Linked DNA regions of Mus musculus: region 2 is linked to region 1. A link is a loop called in an ENCODE intact Hi-C map of the cell type or tissue named here. Cell type or tissue: left cerebral cortex. All regions are shown on one strand.

What was found. Hi-C counts contacts between places; a loop is a spot of excess contacts. Peaks named below come from ENCODE experiments on the same cell type or tissue, not always from the same donor. Only the 100,000 strongest peaks of a DNase experiment are listed, where the experiment ranks them.
Region 2: a loop joins it to region 1, with 2.2 times the contacts of the local background. A loop is called at or near these places in 23 of 42 quality-filtered maps.

What each region holds. Positions count from the first base shown.
Region 1 is chr5:142,697,854-142,701,853 of GRCm38, forward strand. It overlaps a transcript of Slc29a4 not described here. Among named protein-coding and RNA genes, the nearest start is that of Slc29a4, 2.2 kb to the right of the region's middle. In left cerebral cortex, no CTCF peak of the experiment used is centred here; DNase peaks (open chromatin) are centred at 94, 1,596 and 3,464; H3K4me3 peaks cover 167 bases.
Region 2 is chr5:142,576,712-142,580,711 of GRCm38, forward strand. It overlaps Mmd2 (monocyte to macrophage differentiation-associated 2), which reads right to left. Exons shown (of 7, transcript NM_175217.6): 2 at 3,470-3,551. Among named protein-coding and RNA genes, the nearest start is that of Radil, 28 kb to the left of the region's middle. In left cerebral cortex, a CTCF peak has its summit at 1,670 (motif pointing right); a DNase peak (open chromatin) is centred at 235.

The DNA.
Region 1 (4,000 bases):
CACACACACACACACGGGGTGGGAAGCTGTAGAGATGGCTCTGTTGTTAAGATACTTGTTCTTGCAGAGGTCCCTGGGCTCAATCCCAGCACACACATGGTGAGTCACAACTGTAATTTCAGTTCCAGGGGACACAATGCTCCTTTCTGACCAGCTTGGGCAGTAGGTAGACACAGATGTACATCTAAATGTGCAGACAAAGCACAAGCATAAAATTAAAAAATATATATGTATTCTTTAGAGAGACCCCTGTCACTTGCAGTGTAGCATATCCCTGTTTTCCAAAATGCCCTCAGCTCTTGTTGCTATAGTTAGATTTTTCTGCTATTATTCAAAGATGGACTGTTGTTTTCTTAGGGTAACCTTCATGGAGTTGAAGCATCTTTTTCTCCCTGTGCTTTTAAGAACTCGGGTTCCTCCACTTTTAAAACTTTCATAGGATCTCCTTATGACTTAAAGCCCAGTGTGTGGGAGCAGAGAAATAAGAATTCTTTATTATACTAGTCTCTCTAGACTCCAGATCTTATTCTACGTAAGTTTCTTTGTGTGTGTGTGTCCATGCATGTGTGTCCGTGTGTGTGTTTGTGCGCATGTGTGCATGTGTATGTGTGTGCACGTGCATGTGTGCATATATGTGTGCATGTCTGTGTGCATGCATGTATGTGTATGTGCATGTGCATTTGTGTGTCTGTGCATGTGTGTGTCCATGTGTGTGTCCATGTGTGTGTGTCCATGTGTATGTGTTTGTGCACATGTGTGCATGTGTGTGCACGTGCATATGTGTGTCTGTGTGTGTGCATGTATGTGTGTGTGTCTGTGCATGTGTCCACCGTGCACGTGTATGTGTGTGTGAGTCTGTGTGTGTAGTGTGTCACTGAGACATCTTGTCAGTCCCACCATATTTATTGAGACAGAATCTCTCACTGAACCTAGAGCTAGTTGACATGGCTAGAATGGCAGAGAGTTAGCCACAGGGTCTCTCTCTCTCCTCTCTCCTCTCTCCTCTCTCCTCTCTCCTCTCTCCTCTCTCCTCTCTCCTCTCTCCTCTCTCCTCTCTCCTTTCTCCTCCTCTCTCCTTTCTCCTCCTCTCTCCTCTCTCCTCTCTCCTCTCTCCTCTCTCCTCTCTCCTCTCTCCTCTCTCCTCTCTCCTCTCTCCTCTCTCCTCTCTCCTCTCTCCTCTCTCCTCTCTCCTCTCTCCTCTCTCCTCTCTCCTCTCTCCTCTCTCCTCTCTCCTCTCTCCTCTCTCCTCTCTCCTGTCCCCTCTCTCCTGTCCCCTCTCTCCTGTCCCCTCTCCTCCCCTCTCCCCTCCCCCCCCCCCCTCTCTCTCTCTCTCTCTCTCTCTCTCTCATCTCTTCCTCCCAGTGCTGGGATTACAGGCACATGTCACCATTTTTAATGTGGGCTCTAGGGATTTTTTAACTTGAGTCCTCATGCTTGCCCAGCAAGTATGTTATTAATTGAGCCATCTCCCCAGCCTCCTAGTTCTTTCTCTTCTGATGGCAGGTTTCTGCTCATTTGTCATTTCCCAGAAAGCCACTTTACCCTGCTCCTCTGGTTTTTCTAGACTGAGAGAGTGGAAGTCATCTTCTGGATTCTGTCCCACTTCCTATTTCTGTGTCACTTCACACTTTCATACTTCTGGCTTTCCATATTATTCTAAATCCTTTCTAACCATGTACATATCTTGGGGGCTTAAGATTTCGCTGGAGAGCTTACACATGATTGCACTGATTTTCCTGGGTTTTTCAATATAGCGTTCTTATTGTTCCCTGCTGGGAGGCATGTGACATCCGCACCTTCTTGTGCTCCTCAGCCACCTGCAGTGCTTGCTATTGCCACCAACATCTTAGCATGTAAAGCCTTTCTATATTTAGAACTAATTCTTTGGGTTAGATTTTCTGGACCAACAGGGTGTTTTTGTTGTTTTTTTTTTTTTTTTTAAGGTCAGTGTACATTCCAGAAGAGTTGTCCCAATTGACATTTGAACCAGGAAGGGGTTTGTTTATTTACTTATTCAATTTGCACTTCTGGGGATGGTACCAAGACCCTCTTGCTAGGCAGGGGCTCTACCACTGAGCCACACCCCAGCCCCTCACTGGGGGATTCTAGGCAGATGCCATACTACTGATCCAAACTCACAGCTCTCTTTTTACCTTTCATTTTACAATAGCATCACTCTAACCTGCTCAGGCTGGCCTTCAACTCACCCTATAACTAGACTAACCTCAACTTTTGATCCTCCTGCTTCATCCTCTCATGAAGAAGAAGACATTAAAATGGGATCTAGTCTTGTCCCCTTCATTGACAAAATATATCCCCAACTACTTCCTGTCCCTGCCTGATTTCATGTCTTGACTCCATCTCTCTCTCTCTCTCTCTCCCTCTCTCTCTCTCTCTCTCTCTCTCTCCCACTCTCTCTCCTTCACTCTTTCCTTCTCTCCTTTCCTTCCTCCTTTAGTTCCATGGTGGGGTAGGAGTAAGGGCAGGGTCTCTGTAGCCCAGGCTGGCCTCAACCTGCCTGCACTTTCCAAGTGCTGGGATAACAGACATGAGGCACCACACGTAGTTTAAATAGTACTGAGCTACAATCATACCCCCAGAGCTGTAGACTATGCAAAGCCTTGGGGGCTTGCACATTGACATTGTTATAACTCACTGGAGCCTCCAACAGGTCACCTCTGTGGCTTACAGAGTTGTGAAAGAAGGTCAGGGGGCACACACTGTTCCCTGGTATGTATGGTAATACACACCTGTCATTCCAACACTCTAGAGGCTGAGGCACAAGAACCCTGAATCCTAGACCAACCTGAACTACGGTAAGAAGAGACCATTAAAAAAAAACAGACACTTCTAGGAACTTTGCTCTGTGAGAGAGAGGCTAGCAAGATGACAAGAAAGCCCCCAGGCATGGGTAGAACCAAGCAGGCTTCCACGAAGAAGTGGGAATGCAGGCAAGAGGAGGGGTATCCAGACAAATGCATCTCTCTGTGCCTCGGTCCTGAAGACTCCTGGCCCCCATTAACAGGTCCCAGTTTGTAAGGACTTAGGGTACTGTTCCCACTTAATTCCTGGTCTTATCTTTATGGCCCCCATGGGGCATGTGGCCAGGACCAGGGTCAGAATAGGCCCTACTGAAGCAATCAGTGCCAGCCCCAGATTGTCGCAGATCACCTAGAGCTCCAGGAGACTAAGCCTGGCAAGAATCGTGAAGGGACTGAGAAGTGAGGACGGCCAGCTAAGACACCAAACCTTCCTGTATGCTAGACTGTCAGATACTGTAACCTGAGAGTGGAGAGAAGTGGGCAAAGACAAGTGGAGTGTGAATGGGTAGAGGCAGCGCTTATGCTGAAAGCCACGGTCCAGCATAGGATGAGTCCACGCCGTCGGGGAGTGGTAGTGTGGGGGAAACAAGCATGGGAGTGGGAGGCGGGGCAGAGAGGCAGGGCTGGTGTGAAGGCTGTGGGAGGGGCCATGGGGGCGTGGCACAGGGAAGTGATGGGGCGGAGCTAGCAGGTAGTGAATAAGAAGTCATGTATGAGGGCTAGAGGTGAGGCCAGGTAGGTGGGACGAAGTGGGCCCAGAGGAGGAGAGTGGAGCATGTGGGAATAATGGGGGTGGAACTAGGCAAATGAAGTAGGAGCAGGGGAAGAGGGGGATGGAAGAAGGGCCCAGCACGCATCAAGGGAAGCGGGGAAGGAATAGGGGTGAAGAAAGAATAGAGGTGAGGCTAGGGCCAGCGGAGAGGAAGGCAGGGAAAGGGGGCAGGCTCTGTGGTCTGGGTTGGGGCTGGCTAAGGGCACAGAAGGAACGAGGGTGAAGACAGCAAAGAGGCTTGGGGGCATTAGAGTGGGCAGTTCAGAGGCGGAGCCAGAGGCGGGGTCATATAGAGTGAGTGGAGCATAGGTAAAGAAAATGGGGCGGGGAATATGGTAAAGACTGGGTAGGGCCAGGGGCGGAGAGCGCAGGTAGAGATTGGGCGGAGTGTATAGGAGAGAAAGAG
Region 2 (4,000 bases), 120 kb before region 1:
GAAAAATATCCATAGACAGGAAATTACAATCACAAAATAAAACTTGCACATAGTGGACTGGAGGACTAGCTCATGGGAAAGGCACTTGCCACACAACTGTGAAGACCTGAGTCCAGATCCCGAGAACCCCACATAGTGCCAGACAAGGTTGTTGGAGCCAGGGCAATCCAAGGCTTTCCCTGAGTCCCTGATGGGTGGAGAAGGAACATAGTTCTTTGTCTAAAAGCATGAACATGCTTGACAGAGCCAGTAATGGCCTGGGGCCAGAATCTTGGGGGAGGTGCAACTCCAGATCCCGGGAACCCAACTCTTTCCTACTAAGGGCTGTGCTTATCAGTCCCAAGGCCACTGTGTCTGTGACACACGTGAGATACGCTGTGTCCCTTTTGTGCAACATTGCTTGATTAGCTTTCTGCTGACTTCATCCCATTGTGTGATAGATTTCTGCTGACTCTGTCTCATTTGCCCCTGCAAATAGTATCTAGGACGATGCACGCCTTAAATCCTAGCACTCGGGAGGCAGAGGCATGAGGATCTGTGAGGCTAGCCTGGTCTACACAGTGAGTTCCAGGGCAGCCAGGACTGCACAGAGAAACATTGTCTCTGGAAAGAAACAACAACAAAAGCAACAACAAAAACCCAAAAAAGAAGGCCGGGCGTGGTGATGCATGCCTTTAATCCTAGCACTCGGGAGGCAGAGAGGCAGGTGGATTTCTGAGTTCGAGGCCAGCCTGGTCTACAAAGTGAATTCCAGGACAGCCAGGGCTCAACAGAGAAAATCTGTCTCAAAAAAAAAAAAAAAAAAAAAAGAGAGAGAGAAGAAAAAAAAAAGGATGCTATGCTTATGGTATGAGTCACGAGTGCTTGCAGATCTCCTGATATCAGTGTTCAGTCTTCTTTATTTCCCCATTCCTGTTCTGTCTCCTCAACACCTCTATTTAGGACCCTTATTCCTGTGGTTTAGGTGACATGGCAGCACATGTCTATAATCCTGCGGCTTCTACATTATCCCAACATTTCCACATTGAGAAGAAAGAATACACAAATTCTCATGGACCAGCCAGCCTGGGTTACACCAGTGAAACAGACCAGCAAGGTGGACGGTAAGAAATGACACCTGCAACTGTCCCCGCTCTCAACACACAGGTGCTCACACTCTTGCATACAAACACACACACACAAGATTTTTTTAAGTTGTACATGCTAATGTGGTACCATGAAATTTCTGTTTGAAAATGGCTCTCTCAGCAGACGAGTCTCAAACTCTAACTATCTCCTGTCTCAGCCTCCCAAAGGCTAGAGTCACAGGCCTGTGTCAACACACCTGGCTCTATGCAGATTTTCTCTTCCTCCTCTTCTACCTCCTCCTCCTCCTCTTCCTCTTCCTCCTCCTCCTTCTCCTTCTCCTCCTCCTTCTTCCTTTCTTCTTCTTCTTCACAACCAACACATCATCATCAATTAAGTACTTTTTTTTTTTTTGGTTTTTCGAGACAGGGTTTCTCTGTAGTCTTGGCTGTCCTGGAACTCACTTTGTAGACCAGGCTGGCCTCGAACTCAGAAATCCGCCTGTCTCTGCCTCCCAAGTGCTAGGATTAAAGCGTGCGCCACCACCGCCCGGCAAGTACTTATTTTTTAACTATGTTAAGAGGTGGTGCATGTGAGTGCAGGTACCAATGGACGCCAGAAGAGGGCAGTAGAGTCCCCTGAAGATGGCGCTACAGGTTGTTGTGAGCTGTCAGCTATGGATGCTGAGAACCAAACTCAGGTCAAAGACAGCTATCGTCTTAAACATTTATCATTGCTTTAGGATGAAAAGTCCAAAAGTCCTTCTAGGTTTATTTTCTGGTTTGCAGTGCTGGGAATGGTGCCCAAGGCCTCCCTCTCACTGTTGTTCAAGGCTCTACCAACTGAACTATGTCTCCAGTCTTCTTTCAAGGTTTATGGAATGTACAGTCCCATAGTTGTGTTGACAGAGGGCTTGTGTGTCATTCCCAAATGACATCCCCAGCAGCACATAAAGCAGGCAGAGTAGTATACACCTGCAATCCCAGCACTCAGGAGGTGTGGACTAAACTCAAGCTCATCCTTGGCTGCATAGTGAAAGGGGTTGGATAGGCAGGGTGGATCGGGGTGGCAAGTGTTCCCGGGAGGGGGACGGCATGTGTAAAGGCATGAAGTTTCCATGGGGACACCACATGCAAAGGCATGAAGTCATGGGAATGGCAAGCAGCAGAGGAAGTCAGGGGCTCTGGACAAGAGTGTGGCAGTGTGGCTGTGTGAGCGGAGAGCTGGGGCCTGCCAGAGACAAGCCAGAGCGGGTACATGTTCTGCTGGGTACTAGGAAGCCACTGGGGGTTTGTTGAGTGAGAGGCGTACTCAGTTCCATAGTCCGTAGTGCTTTCCTTAGATCCTTGTCATCCTATGGGGCCCTGAGAGCAGGTCACACCGGAGGGGACAGGAAGGACCGGAAAGACAGCTCCATCAGTAAAGCATGAGGACCTGAATTCACATTCCCAGCACCCGTGTCAAAAGACGAGCCACTTGGTGTGTTTTTGGAAGCCCAGCATTGGGACGCAGATACAGGCAGATCCCTGGGGTCAGCAGGTGAGTGTGACAGAGAATCCTACAAAATAAGGTGGAGTGGGCCGAAGTTTTTATGGAAGTCTGACCCCTGAGTTTGAGCCCTGAGCCCCACAGTGCACATGGAGAACTGACCCCTGAGAGCTGCCTCCAACTCCATACAGGCGCCCACACACAAAAATATAAATAAAGAGCCAAAGAGACGACTGTTTTCTCTTCCTTCCTTCCTTCCTTCCTTCCTTCCTTCCTTCCTTCCTTCCTTCCTTCCTCCTTCTCCTCCTCCTCCTCCTCCTCCTCCTCCTCCTCCTCCTCCTCTTCCTCCTCCTTCCTTGAGACAGGATCTTTTTATGTGGCTCTGGCTGTCCTGGAGCTCACTCTCTAAGCCAGAATGGCAACAGACACACAAAGATTCTCCTACCTCTGCCTCCCAAGTGCTGAAACTAAAGATGTGCACCATAGGCCAGGCGGTGGTGGCCCCCTCCTTTAATCACCACCACACTCCAGTGGCAGAAGCAGGTGGATCTCTGAGTTCAAGGCCAACCTGGGCTACACAGTGAAACCCTGTCTTGGAGGAGGAGGAGGAGGAGGAGGAGGAGGAGGAGGAGGAGGAGGAGGAGGAGGAGGAGGAGGAGACCATCACAACCATAACCATCACATCCAGCCTTCAGTGCTCTTTTAGAAAACCTGGGTTCCATCCCAGCACCCACATTGAGCGGCTTACAACTGCCTGTAACTCCAGCTCCAGGGCACCTGACCTCCTCTTCTGACTGCCATGGGCACCTGCTTATACACACACAGAGACAACATATACACAACGGATTGAGGAAGAGTGCCTTCCTTGCCCCCACCCTGAAGGGTCCCCATGTCAGCACCCCACAAGTTAACTCACAGCATGGGTGGCACAGTTTGCTGCGTGTTCATACTCAGTGGGCTGGTACCTCTTGTGCGCCGGGACTCGGTCATTCATAAACCTGCAATGAGAGGCAGGGTTTTAGAAAGCCTGGCCGAGAGAGCCAGAGTCCAGCTTCTCACCCATGCAGATTCGCTCCTCTCCTTCCTTCCTGCCCCCTTTCCAAGTATTATTTTTAATTGCATGTGTGTGCTTGCATGGTGCATGCATTGGTGCTTGCCTCTGTGTGTACACACATAGGCCAGTAGGTGACATTGCATGCCTGTCTCAATCACACTCCTCCCTTATTTTCAGACAGGGTCTCTCACTGAACCCAAAGCTTGCTAACCAGGCTGGCTGGCTAGCCAGTGGGCCTTAGAAATCTACCTGTCTCTGCCTCCGGCAGTTCCTCGCTGCAAGTTTTGGTGGTACAGGCACCAGCCTTTTACATCGGTTCTGGAATGTGAACTCAGGTTCCCATGTGTGCACAGCACGCACTCAACCTAGTGAACCAACTCCTTGGTCTTAAGT